2 separate regions of the Homo sapiens genome follow, and region 2 is linked to region 1. A link is a loop called in an ENCODE intact Hi-C map of the cell type or tissue named here. Cell type or tissue: GM12878. All regions are shown on one strand. Each heading gives the region's core, and the rest is flanking DNA. Links, peaks and the distances in the headings are about the cores only.

What was found. Peaks named below come from ENCODE experiments on the same cell type or tissue, not always from the same donor. Only the 100,000 strongest peaks of a DNase experiment are listed, where the experiment ranks them.
Region 2: a loop joins it to region 1, with 5 times the contacts of the local background. A loop is called at or near these places in 1 of 110 quality-filtered maps.

Annotation. Positions count from the first base shown.
Region 1 is chr9:77,820,737-77,832,773 of GRCh38, forward strand. The region is part of intron 2 of GNAQ (G protein subunit alpha q); the gene reads right to left. Among named protein-coding and RNA genes, the nearest start is that of GNA14, 180 kb to the left of the region's middle. In GM12878, for the core only: no CTCF peak of the experiment used is centred there; a DNase peak (open chromatin) is centred at 6,845.
Region 2 is chr9:78,363,984-78,376,020 of GRCh38, forward strand. All of the region lies in intron 1 of LOC107987083 (a long non-coding RNA gene), which reads left to right. Among named protein-coding and RNA genes, the nearest start is that of PSAT1, 73 kb to the left of the region's middle. In GM12878, for the core only: a CTCF peak has its summit at 5,839 (motif pointing left); no DNase peak of the experiment used is centred there.

The sequences.
Region 1 (12,037 bases), core at 3,844-8,843:
AAGAACTTGAACAGCCTGAGACCAAATCAGGTATCAATAATAACTCTGTCATGTACCAGCCCTGTGTCTTTAGACAAGTCACTCAACCTTCCTGAACCTCAGTTTCTTCATCTATAAGATGGAACAATTTGTTGTAGGGCTGTTAGGAAAAGTAAAAGAGATGTTTCTAAAATGCCTAGTACAAAATATTATAATTACTATGAAATCTTGTGGTATCTCAAAAGTACCATTAATAATTATTTCAACAAATATTTATCGCTCATGTGTTAGACAATACACAAGACAATGATGAAAAGGAAAAATAGAGAATGTATGTTAAATACAATGTTCTAGATTACAATGTTAGAGAAGAAAGTTTATTAAACTGCCACATATCCTTTCATTAAGACTTCACAAACTGATTTATTAACTCATTATTAAGTTTGTTCTTCTATCATTAGATTTTTATTTTTAATCTCCATTATGGTCACCAAGATAATCAATGACTATAGTTATACTGTCTTTCCCAAAAAACATTTGCTGGAACTACAATTCTCCTCTTGGTTTTGCTGGCCTATAGGCTTTATTTGCTCATTCTAACATAGAATGGGGATTCCTTCTTGGGTAAAGGAAATACCCCTCCTTTATTGTTTAAAATATATTTTTTTTTCTTTTCAGAGAACTCAATCTCTTTCTTGGCCCTACCACTACCATTTTCCATGTAAATATTCTTCTATTTGGTTCTTTGCTTAACATTTTCCTTTTTCATGTTTGTCTGTAATGTCATAATTATCAGTATCAATGACATTGTAGGTCAGATGCTTGATGCAGCATGGCAAAACCTACATCAAACACTTCCAGAGTATGTTGATTGATATAATTACATAATTCCATTACAAAGAACACTGCCTTCAGGTCTATAAAATCTTGGGGTACAATTTAAAATTTTGCACTCTCTGAAGTTCTACTATTATCTTCATAATTATGATGTTGTACTATCCTAGTATGGGTGTGTGTGTGTGTGTGTGTGTGTGTGTGTGTGTATGTATGTATGCATTATTAATACCACCAAAAAAACTAGTTTATCTTCAGAGAGTTTATACAAAGTCACAGTTGATTTAAAAAAATTGAAAAGAGAGATTAAAGATATGCATATTCATTAAAATTCAAAACAATTAGGGTATGGTCTGTATGACTACTTTCAAAGAATATCTGAGGAACATTAATTAATGGAAAATTAAGTTAATGGAAAACTAAGTTAATTGGAATGTTAATAGGTATTTGACAAATGGATTCTGAAGTCCAAGTAAGAGAATGGGGAGAATAATGGTTATAAATAGTCAAACAGAGGTCTGTGCTGCAGAACACAGAAGTTATAAAAAGGCAATGGCCCTTACCTAGAAAGGTGCTATAAATCCATGAGCCTAGCATTGGGGATATTATTGAATTTTCCAAACTTGTTTGACCATGGAAGCTTTTTTTGCCTCCAGATCTGTTGACGAGACTGTTGGTGAATTAAATCATGTTTTGAAAACACTGACTAGAGACTGAGACCCCTAACAACCAACTGTAGGTTGATTTTATACCAACAAAACAACTCATTGACTGATTTCTCCCCACCCTGGCATAATAGGTAAATGCCTGCTTTATAGATTCATATCATCTTCATTTCTGAGATCACATAATGTTATGTGGTTCATTTCCTGATATTATACCTCAGAAAAAGCCTAATCATTTTAGTCCTTTGTAATGTCTGTGCTCCTACAATCTCATTAACCAGAGGAGTATGTTGCTGCTGGTTTGGAATTTTATTTTATTTGACAACAGGAAAAACAGATAAAGAAGATTTCCCTGTTCAGTTGGTAGAATTCAGACAGGCGAAAAAATAAAAAGAACAAGCTTTTTGATTAAAAAAAAAAAAAAAAGGCCCAAATGCTCCCAAGAATTTCAGAGTCTTACATAGGGAATATCATCTTTCTGGAACATCCCATGTGAAATCTGACCACTGAAGCTTCAGACATTCAAGAAATTGTGTTAGGAAAAACTGAAAGTAAAAGGCTCACTTTCCTAGAATCTTGGGGAAGGAATAGAGCTTTTAGAATACCTTGCTTAAATGCCCCTTTAACAGAGCCAGAAACTGTTCCATTAATAAAAATAAAGAAACAAAAACAATACCTCTTTATCCTATGAAAAACGGTAATGAAGCATTTAGAAGTTGTTTTTTTTTTTTTCTTTGAGAAGGAGTCTTGGTCTGTCACCCAGGCTGGCAGGCTGGAGTGCAGTGGCAAATCTCGGCTCACTGCAAGCTCCGCCTCCCGGGTTCATGCCATTCTCCTGCCTCAGCCTCCTGAGTAGCTGGGACTACAGGCGTCTGCCACAACGCCCGGCTAATTTTTTGTATTTTTAGTAGAGATGGGGTTTCACCGTGTTAGCCAGGATGGTCTCAATCTCCTGACCTCATGATCTGCCCATCTCAGCCTCCCAAAGTGCTGGGATTACAGGCGTGAGCCACCACGCCTGGCCTAGAATTTAAGTAGGAAGAAGGGAAGGAAAATAACTCACATCCTACAAGGCCTGGTTTTTTTGTAGTAAGTTATATAATTTGTCACTTTAAATAAAGACCCAAATTTTGAAAATATTATAGATAAGAAGTGTAAAAAGTTACCTGGACCACTGCTGAGAAACTGTTAACTTTCCACTGAGAGTATAATAATATAGTTATAGTCTACTAACACTTTTGAGTATTAAAAAGGCTACCAAAACAGTTAATGTTTGTATTAACCTGTTCTCACACTGCTATAAAGAACTACCTGAGACTGGATAATTTATGAAGAAAAGAGGTTAACTGACTCACGGTTCTGCAGGCTGTATAGGAAGCATGAATGGGAGGCCTCAGGAAACTTACAATCATGGTGGAAGGTGAAGGGGAAGCAAGCACGTCTTACCGTGGTAGAGCAGGAGAGACAGAGAAGCGGGAGGTGCCACACACTTTTAAACGATCAGATCTCATGAGAACTCACTCACTATCATGAGAACAGCAAAGGGGAAATCTGTCCCCACGATTCAATCACCTCCCATGAGGCCCTTCCCCCAACAAGTGGGGATTACAATTTAAGATGAGGTTTGGGTGGGGACACAGAGCCAAACCATATCAATGTTGTATGTCTTTAAAGTATTTATTGACCAGCAAATCTATTTTATTACATTGATATTATTCAAGGAAGTGTGCACATTAAAAAATTTTTCAAAATATAAAATCTTCCTAAAATATAAACTTTTGATAAATCAATGTAGATTTTAAAGTAAAAAATGAGCAGAAATACTTTTCTTGGTACCTTCATGTACTTTAGTCATGTTCTTAGCCATATCTCTTTCTAACATCATGTCCCTAACATCCTTCAGAGAACTATATTTTTTCAATATTGACATATTATGTATTTAACTATTTCATAGAATTGTTTGTAACATTCTTAAAAATTGCCTTAACTATTTTAGGTCAATAAATTTGAAACTGTTAACATTTTCAACCATGCTCTTCTTGGTAGACCTTAATAGTTTTAATTCAGAAACGGCCTCTCTTGTTGGTTCAGATACTTGGTAAGCTTAGAACAAGGTCTGCTGAATGGTAAGTAATCTCACTCTATTATGTTTTTCAAATGGAAAGACATAAATATCTCAGTTCAAATATTTTCATAGAACTATCTTTCGGTATTAGTTCAGAATAGTATTATTTCACAAATATGTTTAGGAGATGAAACTCATAAATAGATTATTGCAGCTTGTTTGGATACAACTGTGATTTATGTGTGAGCCATAACTATTCTAAGAATATTTCTGGTCCACTAGTTTATTAATTTAATACATACAGTATTTTACCATGACACTATGCTCCATGAAAAATTATACTCGTATCATTACCACAAAATACATTACTTTGAACAATGACTTTTAAAATTTTTTAAAGAAGCAAAAGCATTTACTGTAGCAATCAAAACCATGTTGGATATTTCACTTTATCAGCATGAACTTCTAAAAGCTTCATCTCGATTCCATGAATTAATGAAGAAAAAACAAACCATCAATTACCTGCAAAGTTTTTCTTCTGCTAAGAGAATTAACAGATTAATTGCTATTGCTTCATTTTTTTGTACATGCATAAGAAAACCTGGAATAAAAATGAGCTAAATTAACTCGGAAAGAAAGTCATTTGATCTAAACAAAAAGTCATGCTTCACAGAGTGATATAAAAATGCATTCTCTGCTGCTGCACATGCTAAAATGTCATCTTTGGGCACAGTCTTCTGAAAATAACAGCGAACTCTTGAAGCAGAAGATTTGTGTCTTTCGTATTTTGTGTGGTTGATTATATTCATGGCTACAATGGTGAATGTTAAGTACTGATAAATAATTTTATATGAATTACACATTATCAACTTTCTTTAGAAACAAAAATACAGTACTTAATTTTTTGTTAAACATGCATTTTCAAGTTTCTAAAAAAACTTATTATGGCCAAAAAGATCTGCTGCAAAATAAAAGCATTATCAAACAATACAACAGATTTATACCAAACAATAAATGATAAAGCAAAATCTTTCATACCTCCACAGTAAGACTGCTTCAGCCTTCATTTTCCACACACATTTCACATACACCTAGCAACTGCCCACTGACCCTACTCACAGAAGTGTGGTGTCTTCGTGGACCTGGCAGCCTACACGCCAGACCATAGCATGACTAGCTGATTCAAGCAGACGGTAAAGGCAGCAGCACCACATGCTTCTCCACCATCTTTCAGACTGGAAGAGTTTGGCTGCCCCTAGTCACTTTTGTCCCAGCTTACTCCATATTAGCAGGAATGCCCACACGCTGTCTTTGAAAGAGAGATGCAGTTAACAATGCATCTGGGAAGGGATATCAGACTCAACCAAGTGTAAAGTGAGAAGTCTGTTTAACTGCAAAGGCAGAATCTAGAAATACAAAGTGAATGTCTGTTAAAAACATCCTGGATTATTTTAATGCAGCTATTAATAAGAATGCTTCATTAAAAAAATAAAAAAACTGGAATAAATGCTAAACAGGCGGGAGGCTGGGACAACAGGTGCAAACACAAGTATCTCAGGCAAACTAGGACTTATGATCAACCTATGCATGGGGAAGACTTGGGTTAGATATAAGAGGCCTAAATGTGAGATAACAGTCTGCACATCTACCTGATACAGCAAAATTTTATAAAGGGGTCAATATCTAAAATTAAGAGCTTTAGCATTAAAAACAACAAAAACAAAAAACACACCCCAAAAACAGATGTCCTAATTCTCTTGACAAATTAGAAGTCCCAGCAACACTGCATCCATATTCCAAGAGGACAACAGGCTGTAGCTAAGAAGGCTGCCAATAGCTTCCCACTATTGTCAAGAATAATGAGAGAGTACATATATTTTTATGAAAGTGAAAAATATTCTGTGTTCTATAATGCAAAAACAAACAATGCTATGGCAAAGAATAGAACCTGGCCAGCTTCTCATTACCTGCCTGACCCTGAAATAATCTGAGTTTGCACCCTACCCCCAGGCCCAACTCCCCATAACGCTGGTGTCCTTGTTGTGTGCTTTGTGTGATAAGGAAGCTTGTGAACTCTCCACAGAACTGAGAATTATGTTGAATCTGACTCCTACCAGTGGGCATTTTCTCAGCTTCCTGGCTAGAATCCATTAAAAAACGTGCACCTGGGATCTTCTGATGTTCTTTCCCCATTATCCCTTTAATTTATGCCCTAGATGCTTGTGTTATGAGTTCCAACACACACAAGTCTAAACAAGGGAACTGAGGCACGCCTTAAGTGCCAAATGGTACCACATGGTTTGGGTTGTCAGGGGTGGTCATATGCACAGTGTTATAAGGGCCTACGGCTTTGGAGTCAAACACATTGAATCAAACCATGTTCCCATTTACTTGCTTTGGGATCTCTCCAAGCCTCAATTTCCTTATCCCTCCAATGAGGTAATGATAACTATGTCACAGCACCGTTATAAAGTTTAAATGTAATAATATATACAAAACAGTATAGTAATAGGCACACATTAACGGGTCAGTAAACAGAAACAATCCTTGGTTTGTACTTCAGATATGACTCAGGAGGAATGATAGTGAAATGTCCTTACACAACCCTTTTTTTGTATTCAGTAAAACAACGCTTTTGGGTGTAAGATCTTTGGGGATCTGTTACAAAAACAATCATTTCTACGGTTCTTACCAACATGCTGTAGCACTATCAGTTTTATATCTTAAGAAAATGCCATTTTAAATTCTCAAGATATGGGTTACATGTAATAATTATAGTGATTATTTTATAGCCATAACTGTTTTGCAACTGGAAGCATGTTGACTTAAAGTGACATAGAAAAGGTTTTTTTTTCTCTCTAGAAAAGGCCGAATTTCATTATATTGCATTAATCTCAATGTTGAGTTTTTAAAACAGGCAAAGACCACAACCTGAATAAAACCTTGTCTAAGATATGGAAATACATGTGCGTGAAGACTTTACCAGACAGCATATCCACGCATGCTCTTCTGCTTGAATTCTGATGAGCTTCCCATGAAAAGCTAAAGTGATTGGTGATGTAGCAATGGTCATGAAATCAAACCAAATCCATGTTTAAATAACTAAAAAAAAAAAAAAAAAACTGAGCAACTTGCATTGCTTTTTCAAGGAGATAAAAATGCATATTGCCTCTTTTATGTGTTCTTAGCTATATATTTATTTTTGAAACGCTTTCATGTAATTTCTAAATTTAGCCCCTACTTCCTTTTTACTGTGTCATCTGAGCTACAGCCAGTGTCTGATAACATTCTGATCTTCACTCGGAGGAACCTATACAGAAACTGCCTTTCAGAGCAAAGATAACCTCTTACTAACCTCTTCTGTGTTTGCAAACAAGGAGTGTACTGGATAGTATATAATGACCGCTTCATTCTTCTCTCTCATTTCTAGGGGCACCACTTACATACATTTTAAATATTTAAAAATTCCCTTTACTTGTTGGTAGAAATATCAATCTTTCTAGAGCATCAACATTTTTTATTAAACCAATCTCTTGTTAAAAAATATATGAGTTAGAGGAAGAAATTCATCTCTTTTAACCTAAGGCAGGAGAAAGAAAACAAACCCCGTCTCTACTAAAAATACAAAAAATTAGCCGGGCATGGTGGCAGGCACCTGTAGTCCCAGCTACTTGGGAGGCTGAGGCAGGAGAATGGCGTGAACCCGGGAGGCAGAGCTTGCAGTGAGCCGAGATCGTGCCACTGCACTCCAGCCTGGGCGACAGAGTGAGACTCCTCCTCAAAAAAAAAAAAAAAAAAAAAAAAAAAAAAAAAAGAAGGGGCAGTGAAAACAGAGCTGGTATGGTGGTATGAGGTGACAAACCACTGCAGTTATAGACAGAAACTTCTGAATCCTTTACCTGGGTTAATTATCATTTCATGAAAATGTTCTTCTCTTTTATTTTCTATTCATTAATAGCAGATTTAAGATAGATGAATTATATAGCAATTAAAATTTTTTTTTGTAAAAATGGACAATTTCAAACAAATGTATTCAAAATTTTAATCAGAAACAATCTGAGTGTGTTGCCAGTAGACACTGCACAGGAGGTGCTAACCTATAGATCTGGTGAAGAATGGATGTGTATGTAGTAGGGCCTCAGACTTTCCAGAATCCTACCCATCCTCCTGTAATTAAGCCTTTCCTAATTACTTTTTTCTTTTGGGCCATTCACAGTCTTCACAGCACAATTGTTGGGCACCAAGCTGTATCGTGCCTGTCACTGCTATTTAACTGATCATGTTTTGTACATAAAGAATTTCCAACAATGCAGTAAATTACTTTAGGTCAGAGACTAATATTTCTTGCAGTCTAGCACAATTTTCATGTTAGATCAATAAATATTTCTACAATGGGGCTGAGCTGTCTTGCCTTCTTATATATTTGTCCTGAAATGTGATCTAACAAGACTGAGGAAAAGATGATACAATGACCAGTACAGGACAGAAAAAGTAGTTGGAAGGCCTGGGGGAGCCTCTGTTATGGTCTAGGACCAGTCTCTTAACCTTTATATGTTAAGGGTTGACTTCTATAACTGGAATATTGGATTAGATAATGGCTGAGACACCTTGCCCTTATGATTACACATTCAAACATGGCTAAAGTGAAATTAAAATATTTAACCAGTGGTATGGCATGGGCACCAGCCAAACAGAACAGAGCAAGGCCCTGGACTTTCCTCGTCATGCCTCACATCAGCCTTTTAGGTGCTGGATCACAAAAAGGCCAGGATGTCCTGGGGTGGGACAAGAGCTGCTGGGGCCATTCATGGAACTTGGGGAAGCAGCTATAATATTATACTTTTTCAGACATTTTAACACAGGTATGGTGTTATCAATAGTAGGGGCTGAATACTAACCCAACATATAAGAAACACCTTAGAGTCCTAAGTATTACTTTATTTGAAGGTTTTTATTCTTACATGAAAGCTACGAATGCTTACAGATCTGAAAATAAAAACAAATTCCCACCAATGCTATCAATAATCTTTTTTATTGTTCTTCTTCACATCCTTATAATTCAACATTTTTTGAGGCAGCCAAGTAATAATTCCTGGCTTCTCCATAGTAGTGTTAAGCTCATCTTGCAATGAGGAGCCCAAAACCATACTATGTTCCCTGCTTTCTTCAATAAATAAAGTGGAAAAGCCAAGGACACATCTGACTACTATCCTGCTTTTACAGATGAGAAAAGTGTTATTTAGTGTTCACAATAAAATTCCCTGTGACATGAAGCAGCAATGACTGCGGCTTGAAGCTCCTCTCGACACAGCTGCAGCTTTGTGGCCCACCCGCAGCCTTGAGAGCCCAAGAGAATGAATCAGAGAACAGAGGGGAGGGCTGATGTAGCTCTTGGACTCAAAGTGGTCCACCCACAAGCAGCTTCTGCATCGCCTTAGAGCTTATAAGAAATGCAGACCTCTAGGCCTCTCCACAGATCCACTGTATAGGGATCTCCAGGTTAACAATATCCCCAGGTGATCTGTGTGCACATTAAAGTTTGGAAAGTGCTGATCAGTGCTTCTCAAACTGGGCTGAACATCAGCATCACCTGGGGAGCTTAAAAAAAAGACTCTGATGTCTAGATCCCACCATTGAACATTGTGATTTAATTGGTCTGAGACATGACCAATTTTTTTTTTCTTTTTTTGAGACAGGGTCTTACTCTTTTGCCAGGCTGAAGTGAGTACAGGGCACGATCATAGCTCACTACAGCCTTGATCTCCAGGGTTCAGGTGATGTTCCCATCTTAGCCTTTCAAGTAGCTGGGACTACAAGCATGCGCCACCATGGCTGACTAATTTCTGAATTTTTTTGTTGAGACAAGATCTCCCTAGATTCCCAGGCTGGTCGTGAATTCCCATGCTCAAGCCATCCTTCTATCTTGGTCTCTCAAAGTGCTGGGATTACAGGTGTGAGCCACTGTGGTTGGCCTGGCCAAGGTTTTCTAATGCCCCCCCAAGTGGTCTACACTGGTAGAGACCTTGGTATCTGAAGTATGGGGCACACATCATCCATGGGGCACAGAGAGAAAATATCAAAACCTATGCATATAACCTGAGGAAGACAAAGATAGTAAGTTTTGTCATATTTAATGCATGGAGTAACAATGGCGCCAGGACTTGTCTGATGTCCCTGTGTGGTGACCAGGAGTTCTAAGGAGTCGTTACTAAGTATCTTTGTTAAAACACAAGCGGTTTCTTATGTTTTGAAAGACCTGAATAACTTAAAGATAACTTAAAAACACGTTTTTCTTTTACAAAATGTTAGTCTTCCAAATATGCTGACCTTTTTTGTTGTTGTCATCACAAGGGGCTGAAGTGGCAGCCTATCTGGCAGATATTTTTGTATGAACATATTTCATCTATCCCTTCAAGGCCAAAGAGCATTTCAACAATGAGTGTGAAAGCAACTGCTAGAAAACTTGTGCTGCAAAAAAAGCATTTTGAAAATGGATATTTGGATATGTTTCCATTGTGGTATGATTTTGCTGTCAAAACCACTGTTAAGGTGTTATACCACACACACACACACACACACACACAATCAATGTGTGAACTTGTAAAACTTGAGAAAAAGTCCTTTAAAGAAAGAGTTTCAGTGGAGTTTTTAACCCATTTGTTAAACATGAATAATGCAACATCTTTCAGTTAGTTTGAAAGAACAGCTGACATCAGTGAAGATGGACACTTACTAGCAAAATTTCAATTAAAACCCTTTGCATAATTGGTGAATAAGATTGAGAAAGAATCATGATGTAAGCACAGCTAGTAACATTCCTTCCATTTATAACTACATATCTTATGTGGTTTTCTTTTATTTATGAGACATTAAAAGTAAGTAGTGACTTAAGCAGAACTTACTACCAGACCACTGGATTAATGTGTCACAAATTAATCATTTTTTAAAAAAGAATTAAAATGTTTTATATCACAAAGGATTAAAAATTTTCATCACATAGAATTTTAAGAAAAGCCAAAATAACTTTTAATGATGGAGTGCATGATTTTAAAAATTAGGACCATATGCAGTTTAAAAGGCAGTCTACACTGGGCATTCAGTAGTATCCCACACCAAAATCAGGAGGATCAATTTCCACCCATGCAATTTAAAACCATCATTCATATCATTGATAATGTGTTCTAGTATCTACGATGGCCACCCACCAGAAGTGGAAAAATTATTAATTGGTATGACTGTATTTATAAAAAGCCTCTGTTAAATATAATACAGTGGAAAACTACTAGACAGCATTCTGAGGACCAGATGACATACGCTTTCAATGTGACAGAATTATCTGTTTCATACTCTGTGTATTAATATTTGGTTTTGTTGCTAGAATCACTAAACATCTTGACCTTAATATTACTGTGCCTGTAAAAATGCCCACGTGATATAATGGACACTGCTATATAGAGAATACATCTTATCTGATCACAGAAATACTGTTCATGATTTTGTGAAATTGTACCCTTAAATGAAAATCTTTAAAGAAAATGGATGAGCTGCAAGTAATAAGTATTCATGAACACTTTTATGTATCTATATACCTGCCTTCAGTTTTCTAAGACTATCAGAGTCTCATGTGACCTAAACTAGTTGTATGTAATTGCCCTCGCCAGCTCCTTCTCATAATGCATTAACCAGCAGAAGAATCCTCCACTGGCTCAGTGTCATGTGCTCTTCTCACCTGAGGTGCCTCTGCTCTGGGTAACTCTCAGGATATAGCACATGTAGGTCAAAGACATCCTTTGGAGAGATTAGAGCACTTTTTTTTTTTTTGGCTTTTCCAACACTTTTTTTAATGTTCTCCATACTGTACCCATCACATACAACTCTTCTACACAATGTACTGGAAATGACTTGCTCCCTGCTTGCTAACTGATAATGGAGGGGAGCTGGAAAATGAAAAAAGTAAATCCAGGCTAAGTTTCATCTACAAGGACACTGTATTTTTCCTTAAATCCAGATGTCCAGTAACAAAGTTCTTGCTTCAATTATTCACAAAGTGGTCTGGTTTGAATGTTATGATACAAAGTAGATATCCGGCTCTGCAGAGCCACATGTACTATGCTGAGCTCCTACACTACAGGGTGGGAACAAACTGATGTGGTGCACTTGGAAGAGGATGGAGGAAGGAGATGCTTGGAGTCAAAGTGTATGGCAGCATAATATTTTATCTGGGTGAGAAACCACAGCATCCATAAAGTTAACATTAAATTGTGTATTTAGAAAAGCACCAAAGAAAACCCTAAAAACATGACCTTGGTAGTACTCAAAACTATAACAAGTAAGTATCATCTGTCCCCCTTCTCATTAAGGTTAACTGAATGCATATTTCCCAGTGTATATACCAGGGATCTATGCGAATCCTTCTGGGAGCAATTCACATGTCCATCTGAACACTTAAACCTACGATGCCTCGGAGAAGGAAGCTGGGTTAGTGTGGTTACGT
Region 2 (12,037 bases), core at 3,815-8,814, 540 kb after region 1:
GGAGATCAGCAACCTCCATCTGACATTAAAAGTGCTGCTTCTTGAAGAGGGAGGGAAGATATAGCTCTGACTTTATCCTTCAACATGAGTGATGTTTCATGGCGTTTGGAAGATGCCCTTGTAAGTCAGTTGCCTGTTAAGACACAACCTTAGTGAGTTGACCACTAGTGAGCATTAAAGGCTTTTTAAAAATGGTATTATGGGCCGGGCGTGGTGGCTCATGCCTGTAATCCTAGCACTTTGGGAGGCCGAGGCGGACAGATCACCTGAAGTCGGGAGTTTGAAACTAGCCCAGCTAACGTGGTGAAACCCCTCCTCTACTAAATATATATATATATGTATATAAAATTAGCCAGGCATGGTTGCGGGCGCCTATAATCCCAGCTACTTGGGAGGCTGAGACAGGAGAATCGCTTGAACCCGGGAGGCAAAGGTTGCAGTGAGCTGAGATTGTACCACTGCACTCCAGCCTGGGCAACAAGAGCAAAACTCTGTCTCAAAAAAAAAATGGTATTAAAAAGGTATTATGAATGGTCTAAGATAGGGGTCAGCAAACTACAGCCAGCCACCTGGTGTTTTTTTTTTTTTTTTTTTTTTAGACGGAGTCTTGCCTCACTCTGTCACCAGGCTGGTGTGCAGTGTGACCTCGGCTCACTGCAGCCTCTGACTCCCTGGTTCAAGCGATTCTCCTGCCTCAGCCTCCTGAGTAGCTGGGATTACAGGCGTGTGCCACCACACTCAGCTAATTTTTGTACTTTTAGTAGAGACGAAGTTTCACCATGTTAGCCAGGATGGTCTCAATCTCCTGACCTCGTGATCCGCCTGCCTCGGCCTCCCAAAGTGTTGGGATTACAGGCGTGAGCCACTGCGCCTGGGAGCCACCTGTTTTTATAAGTAAAATATTGGATAACAATCATGCCTATTCATTTGCAAATGATCTCTGGCTGCTCGTGTGGCACTACTACCAGGTTGAGTACTGAACTCAACTCTCTGACAACAGAAAAATACTCTCTAGCCCTTTACGCTGGTGACTCGTGGTCTAAGACCATTCCCACAGTTGCCTGATGATAAGTATCACCTGGATCATTTGTTAACAAGACAATTTCTGGGCCCAGTGTAGACCCACTGATTCAGAATCTCTGGGGCGAGGGAGAGGGGTGGGGGTGGGAAGCTGTGCTGAGCAAGCTTCGCAGGTGATTCTCATCACCACGGAAGGAGTGGTCTCAGGTGTGCCTTCCTGCCAGGTGAGGGAGAGCCTTTAAAAGAGGAGTAGAGCTCCTCTACTCCTCTTTTAAAAAGAGCACAGACTTTTTTTTTTTTTTTTTTTTCTCTTCTCCTTCTCACTGTCTGGGTCTGCTTCTCAGCACTGCCTTGTGAACGATCACCATCTCAGGTAAGTTACATTTAATCCTCGGTTTATTTACCTCAGAAATGAGGATAATGATGTTTAATTGTTAGCATGCACATATATGCAGAGGGCCTAATACAAGGTCAGTGCTTAATATTGGCAACCCTCAGTAAGAGGAGAAGCACAGTATACACATCAGATGATCCGAAGGCAGCAACCACTCATGGATAAGATGAGCCAGGCTAAGTCTTTACAACAATACTCCACGGTGCATAAGCAGCTCTGTCAAAAAGAAAAACTTCCTATAAAGCAATCTTATTACAGAGTGCTTCCAGGACAGCAGAAAGCCCCTTAGAAACTCAAAATTCCCTGCAGACCACTGAATATTGCAAGAGGTCATAACTGATTAGGATATAACTGAGTTTGCAAAGGAATACTTAATTTTGTGATTGAGAACCCTGGTACTTAGCAGGAAACCTTTTCTTCCCCCCTATTTCTGAGGTTAATGCTTTTAGAAATCACTGCCTGATGAGATCATGCAAATTCAGCCATCTGTATAGCTGTTGAAAGAAAGTTTTTAGATAAATTGCTATGCCTTTGCCACATAAATCCTCATAAGATACAGGACTCCAATAATACTTCAAGTTACAAGGGAGTTTCATATTTTACTAAAAGGGGGAAAAATCAATCTTGAATCTCTTAGTCCAGTGACCAAAGAATCACTTCATTGATTTTGTTCAGCTACTCAGGTGGGTGTACAATTTATCCTGATCTGATCTTATCTGATTTAAAGTTTACTTTTTCTGGGAAGTATTAATTTGAGTGTTATATGGATAGTACTGTAATACCAGACCCTCTTTACGGCCACTTTGCACAGCTTATATAAACATCCCAGGATAGAGTTTCGTTTTAATGTTTTCTCAAATTTAGAATTTGTGTTGGCTGCAAGTTATTCCCCTTTTCAACAGAAGAGGGAGGCAGAGGCTTGTCTAATAACTAAATAAATAAAATACAATAAAAAATAGTGTACCTAAGAACCAGGCTAGAGGGAAAGGGATCTGTACTCTTTTTAGGGAATCAGGTAAACAAGAACAGGATGAATTCTGCCAAGCATGATTTAGATTTTAAGAAAAAAAAATTGGAAATTGAGTGTTTTGCTGATTTAATATTTCAATTTCAGTTTCTAAAAAAGTACCAGCTGGTATTATGCTCACTGCCTGGGCAACAAGATCATTAGAAGCCCAAACCTCAGTCTCATGCAATATACCCACATAACAAACCTGCACATGTACCCCATGAATCTAAACTAAAAACCGAAATATGTAGTGTGAATCCTATTTAGTGAAAAGCAAAACATAGACGATAACACACTGATAAATTAACAGCAATTATTTCTGTGTAGTATTTTTGGTTAAGTATTTTCTATATAATTTTCAATAGTTTCCAAATCTATGAGAATAAGCATGTATTCTTTTACAACCAAAATAAACTCTGCAGAGGGCAGGGGGAGGGATATTCACTTTTATGAAATGCAATGTTGGGATCTTGCTAATACCCTAAAACATAGCGGGATGGACACAGGGTACTTCAGGGTCTGATAACTCCCTAAGCAAACTGCTGGGCAGCAGGCCACCTGGCTGACTCTGGGCTAGCTGCTACAGTATTTCTTTGCTGTCATTCCAGGGGAAAAGCTAGAGATGCTGACCGCAATTAGCTGCATGAGTTCCTGCTGGGATTGTCTGACTCTAGGAGATTCTCTTAGACTAATGTCTCCTGGGCAGATGCCCCACCCCAACTCCCAAAGAGTTCCTGTGGTTCACACCTGGTGCCATTCAGCCGCCAGGCCCTGCTTAGTAAGCCCCCTAGAAAGGCTGCAGTTAATTAAAAATTCAGAGGGGCTGCGCCTACCTAGCCTACCTAGTGAGGCAGCCGTTGGGGCTAGAACTTTATCACCTGTGGGCTTCTGTATCCTATAGTTTCCAAGGGGAGGGTGGGGAGGGAAGATGCAGGTCCTTATTTGATGGGAGAGGTGAATATTTGGGTTTTGGGCTTGTTTCACTTCAGAGATTCACCCATTCAGACACATAAGAGAATATAAGTTTTATTTTTTATGTTTTGTCCCTGGCATCAGAAAACTCTAGGAGATAGAGGCATTGGAGTCAGCTGAACTGGGCTGAGTTTGATGCCACTTGCCAGCAGTGTGACCTTGGGATTTCTGGTCTTTCATCTGTAGAATGGAAATTATAATACCAGTCTTGTCATCCTCAGAGATTATTGTGAATAGCCAGTGAAATATGCGTATGAAAGTGTTTTTGAAATGACAAAGTACTGTGTATAATGTGTGTAGGGGATGGTGTCCCAGATTGAAGTTAAATGAGATCCAGGACTGTGATAGGTCACAAGAAGAGGGGAGGCAGGGCCAGGACTACCATGGAGCAAGCAGGGTGGCCAGGGTGCAAAATTTGAGGAGGCACTTCCTTACAGGGGTGGTCATATGCCTCCTCTGAGTGGGCAAGACCCTGAGAGTGAGGGTCTTGTTAAATTTATCTCACCCACCCTACTCCTGGTCCTGAGTGTAAGTAAAATCTGTGCCTATTAAAATTACAAATGCAATATATGTTCATTGTAGCAAAGCCCACTATACCTAATTTTGCAGAGGTGTGATCACTTGGGCAGTATCTTAGGCCGCCCTCCTTGCATTTTTTTGTTTTGTTTTGTTTTGAGACTGAGTCTTTCTCTGTCGCCCAGGCTGGAGTGCAGTGGCGCAATCTCGGCTCACTGCAACCTTTGCCGTCCGGATTCAAGCGATTCTCCTGCCTCAGCCTCCTAAGTAGCTGGGATCAGCGGCATGCACCACCATGCCCCGCAAATTTTGTATTTTTAGTAGGAATGGGGTTTCATTCACGATGTTGGTCAGGCTGATATTGAACTCTTGACCTCAGATGATCAACCCACCTCAGCCTCCCAAAGTGCTGAGATTACAGGCATGAGCCACCACGCCCAGCCTTCCTTGCATTTTTTATCCATTTGCAATGTTAAGCTAGGCTTCTTGCTCTCACTTAATGGGCAGCACAGAAACATGCAAAAGAAACACAAATCTGATCACAAGACCTCTGTGGGTGTTCTAGATCTTTGTTATAGATTTACTTGCGGACTCTGAAAGGATCACACGGTGCATGACACAGCAAAATTTACTTAAACCCTACTTTACCCAGCTTTCTCTTCCCTGGGCCGAGTCTTGTGGCAGTTGCTCCAAGATCTCCATTTCCTCTCCTTGTAAACGCTCTTAGGTACCTCTTTTTCTCTACCTCCTAGCTAGACGCTACCCTTCATCCACTAGCTCCTCTTTCATGTTGTTACGTGTAAAACCATCTGGCCAGTCCAGGACTCTAACACTTGTTATTATTATCTCCCAAATCACTTCTTGAGGGATCCAAGTGGTAAGGAAACACTTCTCTTTAGGGATGGGGAAGAAAGGAGAAAGGTTGTCAATACTTCGGTAGGTTTTGTTCTGGACATGAACACGTAGCTATGTATATCTACCTCACCGATTTTTAAAAATGGGGCCACACTAGGCCAGGTGCAGTGGCTCATGCCTGTAATCCCAGCACTTTGGGAGCCCGAGGCGGGCAGATCACCTGAGGTCGGGAGTTCGAGACCAGCCTGGTCAACATGGGGTAACCCCGTCTCTACTAAAAATACACAAATTATCTGGGCATGGTGGTGCGTGCCTGTAATCCCAGCTACTTGGGAGGCTGAGGCAGGAGAATCACTGGAACCTGGGAGGCGGAGGTTGCAGGGAGCTGAGATTTCACCACTGCAGTCCAGCCTGGGTGACAGAGTGAGGCTGCGTCTCAAAAAAAAAAAAAAAAAAAAAAAAATTGGGCCACACGAAACCTAATGTCTTCTGATTTGCTTGTTCCATTTAACAATGCATCTTAGAGATCTTCTGTAGCAATATTTACAAGCCAACCTCATTGTTCTTAACAGCTGCCTATATTCTGGAGTTATTTTAACCATTTCTGTACCAGGAGATGTTTCTGTTGTTTCTTGTTTTTCACTCTTGCAAATAATCTGCAGTGAAAATCCTCCTACACTTTGTTTCCTTGCTCACTTAGTTTAATTTGCTAGGTGAAAGAGGATGCAAATTTTAACAGCAGATTATGGGAGGGGCGATTGGGAGCATAGCATGGGATTGATCTGTCCCTGGTATTTTTCTTCCTGACCCATCTCCACTGGATTCATGTTGAAAAACCGTTTTCATTTATGGCTGAGGGGTTGTAAGTAAAAACTGGGGGAGCTATTTTTCTAAAAAAAAAAAAAATCCTCAGTAATATATTGTAGCACAAATATTACTTGGGAGTAATAGCTCAGAAGAGGAATGAGGAGTTTCTGCCTATTACGCCAAGTAAACCATCCTGTAACTTTAGCCAAGCTGGGGTCCCAGGTCTGGGAGTGTGTGATGAAGTCGTGCAGACACAGCGCCACCCAGTGGCTGTCTGGTGAGGACGGGATTGTTTGCAGGGATGAGTGCAAAATCCCTGGGAACTCCTAGAGATGCCGGAGAGGGCATTTTACTGGAGGCTGAGGTCCTGCTTGAGCAGCAGGGAAGATTGGAGCCAGTGACATTTGGGTTATTGATGAAGTGACTTCATATGTAGCCATAGGCTTGTGCCTGAGGCAACTCAGGTTACTGTTGCTTTTGAATGCATTTGCATTTTATGTCTCACACAGTATCTACGTCTATTGGAACAAAATAGTGGCACTGTATGGGAGCGAGTTCTTCCTTGCTCTCTAGGCAGTGCTTATATGACTTCAGAGACCTCTGCCATAACTCTGTGGTCCATAAATTGGGAACGACTGAGATGGGATATTGAAAAGCTGAGTGCAAATGAAATCATTAACTCAATGTCAGGGGGAGCATGCTTTTGAAAGGAATCCTACAGTGAATTCTCATCATGCTGAAGGAACTCCCTGTCGCTCATACTCAAGATCCTAGAATGCCTCCCCGATGTAACAAATCAACTTCACAGGCAGCTTGTTATCCTTTCTTCCACTTGAAGGTCCCACCCTATAAGAGCTCTATTTCCTACAGCTCTGGATTAGGACAGGTGCGGTCTGTCATTGCTATCGGGCCAACTCTATGCTTATTTCTGCTTCTCTTAGTTTCTGTTTTTCTACCTCTGTGAAATGCCGCCTGTGACCCTTTAGTAACTCAAAGCCTACCATATTTCCATGCCCTTGTTAAAGTCCTTCTTAAGGCTCCCAGAAGTCCTCTCAGCCAACTTGGTCCGAAGTGACCTTTCCTTCTGCAAACTCCTCATTCTTTGACCTTTGGTATCATAAGTTTGGCATGTTACTTGTCTTCTCAGCTAGACTCTAAATTCTCTGAAGTCAGTGATGTTTAATGTCATCATAGCTCCTTGAAGCAAGGTGCTAGACACAAAAGAGTGAAATAGTATTTAACTTATTGTGTAACAAAGAATAGCAAACCTGAGTGATTTTTCTGGTAAACTTGGCTCTTCATCTATTGGATCTGCTGCAAGTACATTTTAAAAATCTTTATTGTCTCTCTCTTTAATCCACCCATTCATTCATATATACGAAGTGCTATTTACATGCCAGGCACATCCCTATTTGGCAGAGAGTGGAGAAAAAACCTTGATATTTTTATAACTGTGACAAATGGGCAGCCTGTGCTCTGTGGACAGGGAGGGCCCTGACGACCCACCAGCAGTGGCTTTGAAGATGTCTGTTTCTCCAGTTGCGTTTGTCCTCTATGTTCTTACCTGTGCCCTGTAGATCTGCGTTAAATGCTTGTAAGAGGCTGGACAAAGCTATGGGGCATGGACTTTCACTACTTTCACTTTCAATGGAGATGTGTTCCTGTGAAAAGCTTGCCCATCGCTGTAGAAAATCGAGCCAGTTGCTCATAAAAGCTGAGCTAGTCTGCCTGGAAGAGGGATTGAAAACCCAGACCACCTTGATTGTGTGTCTATATTCTCGCCCTAGAGCACTGCTTGGGAAGTATCTGTTGAACGAGTGGTGTTCATACTTCTATTGGTGGCGACCATGCTTACTCCGCTTTTGGTTGACTTTTTCTACGTGAACAATATTTTGCTAGCCTCTGGGTTAAGAGTAGTTATTTAATGCACACAGACCAATAGGCAACCGCTAAATGGTAGAAGTTTAGGGGATGTACTATCTTGGGAGGATTTATACCAATTACTCAACTGCCTGAATACCAAGTTCCTTCCTATTAGCTTTATAATAAGATAAACTAGTTCTCACATTTATCCCAAGAAGACAGGCTTATCCATATCATCTATATTTTAGCAGGCAGTACCAAACTTCAAGCCTCCAACACATTTTAAATCTTGCCATGTTGTATATTTTAAGTATCATTAAAAAGCCACTTTCTTACTTTAAAAATATGTGTGCAATATATTTTATGAAACCTATAGCAAGTCTATGAAAAATTGATTATTTTTTCCATAGGGATATGTTCAAATGATTTTCATTCTGCTCACCAAATGAAAAATCTAGCTCACATTATGTCCTTTATCTTATTTACTCCCTCTCCTGTGTATATAATCACCATGTTCCCAAACAAAGAGAAATGGGTTACTGTGTTTGGGTAGCCAAATAATTTCCTGTATTGGGCAAAGGAGTTGATGCAGATCTAAACTAGGAAGCATGCATTTCCCTTTCAGATGCCTTATTTTCCTATTCTGTACCCTCTTCCGGCCAACTCTACGTGGGCTGGGTCAGAGTATGCGATGGGGGTGCTGTAGTGAGTGGCAGGCAACTGTGGCTGCTGGTGGAGCGAACACATGATGGAAACATCAGTCACTGCAGGACTCCAGGAAGATGCAAGGAGCTTCACAGACAAAGATAAGAATTGTTCTGTGCTTTAGTCAGGATTATTTCTTAAAAACGTGTGCCAGGGCACAGTGGCTCATGCCTGTAATCCCAGCACTTTGGAAAGCCGGGGCAGGCAGATTGCTTGAGGCCAGGAGTTTGAGACCCGCATGGGCAACATGGTGAAACCCCAACTCTACTAAAATTACAAAAATTAGTGCGGTGATGCCCTGTAATCCCAGCTACTTGGGAGGCTGAGGCAGGAGAATCGCTTGAACCTGGGAGGCAGGTTGCAGTGAGCCGAGTTTGCACCATTGCACTCCAGCCTGGGCAACAAAATGAGACTCTGTGTTCCCATTTACCTTCTGTGGTGCTCCTTCCTACAGGCTGATCATGGCTGAGGTTGTCTTCCCTAGTATCCACTTTCTCCCTGTTCCTTGGGGTCAGAACCATGGCAGGAGGTATCACCAACAGCTCCTCTGTACCTGAGTCTCTTCCCAACTGTTCCCCACCAACTCTTCCATCCGAGAGTCCCGGGTACTTGTAAAACCCTCAGGACAGACAGAGGGTAGGGGAATTGGGCAGCTTGTCAGAGTGACAGTGAGATGAAGATCAAGTCTCACCCATAGCTAAGGTAGGAATCAAAAGAGCCTTTGGAGCTGGGGTACCAGTTGAGTGCACCACCTTTGTTTCACAAATGAGGATGAGACAGGCAATGAACAGAGGCTCAAGAGACAGTTGTGATAATTTCTGAGTACAGGGGAATAGGAGAGTCTAGGGAAATGGGATTTAGCAGGCAACGGGAGCAGGAAATTGGACATCGTGATGTCTGGCGTGCCAGTGCCTGACCCAGTAAGCCGAAGAGTGGAGTCAGATGTGACTGGAGTGGAGGATTCAGGGGGTCACTTAAGCTGGGGCCACATTGTGGAAGATCTCAAGAACCATGATGGGGAGTTATAAATGATCTATGCATGGAGGGGCCCCGCGGGTTTTTGAGATTGAGATTTTTGAAGGCATGATCTGATCTGAGGCTTTGGAATCACCATAAAAAGAATTTAGAGGTTGTCCTGTGTTGTGGTTTTAAACGTGTACTCTGAGGAACCGCCTTAGGGGCTGCTCTTGTGGAGGTGGTGAAAGGATCTGGGAAAAGCCAAGAGGCTAGGATCTTGGGCCCCTGCTTGCGCTAAATCAGGCAGCCCTGCCCCTGTTTTTCTTATCGAGCTGCCAGGTAAAATTTCTTCTTTTTCTTGTGATAAAGAACATAGAAGGTAAAATTTACCATCTTAACCACTTTTAGTTGTACAGTTCAGTAAAGCATATTCACATTGCTGTGAAACAGATCTCTAGAACTATTCCACTTGCAAAACAAACTCTATACCCTTTGAATAACCACTCCCCGTTCGACCCTTCCATCCCAAACCCCTGGTAAACCACCTTCCTCTTTTGTGTTTTTATGAATTTGGTCGGTCATGTAAGATTTATTTTGAAAAACAGTGCTAGAGCTGAGATGGTTGGAAAGCCATTGATCGATCATCCTACCCCGCTTTCTCCTGGCTTTGACAAAGAGAAGGCTGAGGTCCCGGAAGCCAAAGTGGCCACCTTGTGATGAAGACGTCATGCACACAGATACTTAAACCAGGGTGCCAGGAATCTAGGTTCTGTGTCTACAGTTTTGTAGACTAGGTTCTGCTGCTGTGTGTGTGATAGTCGTCAAGCAGCCGATTTAACTTGGTGCCTCGGTTTTCTTATCTGTTAAAGGATGTGACAGTAACAGCATCTCCCTGATAGACTTGTTGTGAGGATTAAGCCAGGTAATGTAAATAAAGCACTTTCAACCGGGCCTGGCACTTATATAAGTGTTTGCTGTTATTAAGTGACTTCCTGGCACAGCATGGCTCCTTATGAAGAAAGCTGTTCCTATGGACCTATAACCAGTGCCTGTGCTGCATGCTCTGTCTCCTGAGTCTTTCACCTAACACTGAATAGATGGCTTTGACTCAACCTGCCTGCCTTCTACATAGCCCTGTTTCTCATCTGGGGCATGCCACTGATGTCAAAGGATGCTCCATCAAGACCTTAATTTTCAAGGGGAAAGTGGTAGAGGACACATCACATAGCACAGGAGGAATGGACATCCTGTGACATTAATCTGAAAAGTAGTTATGGAACGCTTTAGATAAGGCAGTGGCTTAGGTGCTGAGGATACTGAATGAACAGACCAGGCAAAAGTCCCACTGTCATAGAGCCTGCATTCTAGCAGGGCAAAGCTTTGCAATGCAGACCTTTCAATAAATGAAATGCTTTTCTTGGACTCGTATGCCCCAGGAAGATGAAAAGTTTGCATAAAAATGCTCAGATTTGGAAATGGAACACTTTAGACTTATTGCTATAGTGCCTCTGAAAAGTGGTTTGTAAAAATAGATACTAAAAATGATGCAGACATACTGGTGCTCTTAGGTTGAGACAATTTTTCAGGTACAAAGTTTCCAAATCGATTTATCTCAAGTTCTGATTCAAGGGTTGTGTATATAGTACAGTTTGTCATCTTTAGAACTTGGTGAGGACAGCATTAGGCTTGTTTTACTTGTGCTTCAATCAGATGTCAGGAGGAATGTGGGATTCCACCTGCCGATGCCTCTCCGGGGCTTCATCCTTTCCTCCTCAATATGAGCAGATGACATTCAGATACCCAGCAGCAGAAGCAGAGACGGTGTGGGGACTAGTTTTGTTGGGGAAGAAAATAGGAATTGCCATTAGACTAGGATGAACTGAAGCTCACCTGTCACAGGGTGGGGACTATTCTGTGAGGAAAGAAAGAAAAGAATGGTCACACAGAGCACTCAGCTGCTTGTGAGTCCCCTATGCCATGTGCACTGCAGCCATTGCTATAAAGCACAGCACTTCCTTCCTTGGATCCTACAAATGCTTCATTTGTAGACACTTCCCAACACCGTGCTTCCAGGTGCCACTGCCAGTCAAGGCTGGTGGGTGATGTGCATCTCATGGACCATCAGGAGCTACTGGTGGCCATTAAAGTCATTAGACACATGGGAGCTATGACTCAGAGACCCATACAGCCTATCATTACCCCCACTTCTTTCTCATGAAGTCTCCCCTATTTTGTTGAGGTAGGGGTGGAGATCCCTTGACCTTAGGGAATAAGGGCTCTTTTTCAGCCCTAGGGGATGGCTTAGGGAGGTCTAGGCCAGTTGTAGTAGTCCCATTTCCTTTTGCCAGCCTTTTGTGCAGCTCTAAGTGGCTACATGACACTGGCTGCTGAGTCCCTTGGCAGTTTCTGGGAAAGACTTCTTTTTCTGTTTCTTTTTTTTTTTATTATTATTTTGAGACAGGGTCTCACTCTATCACACAGGCAGGAGTGCAGTGGTGTGATCTCAGTTCACTGTGCAACCTGCATCTCCCGGGCTTAAAGAATCCTCTCACCTCAGCCTTCTGAGTAGCTGAGACTACATATGTGTGCCACCATACCAGGCTAATTTTTGTATTTTTAGTAGAGACGGGGTTTTTGCCATGTTACCCAGGCTGGTCTCAAACTCCTGAGCACCTCCTTGCCTTGGCATCCCAAAGTGCTGGGATTACAGGTGTGAGCAACCATATCCAGCTGACTTTTTAATTTCTCAGATAAAAAGGCATAAAAGTTATTTTTTGAGGAGAAAGCTTTTTGCCCACCCTTTTCTTCTAGTGTAGCACACTGTTACAATGATACAATGCCCGGAGCAGTAGCAGCCGGTTTGCAAACCTGAGTTATCAAAAAAAGAAAATTGGACAGAAGCTAGTTGGATCCCTGAGACTAGATTATCACTGCATCTG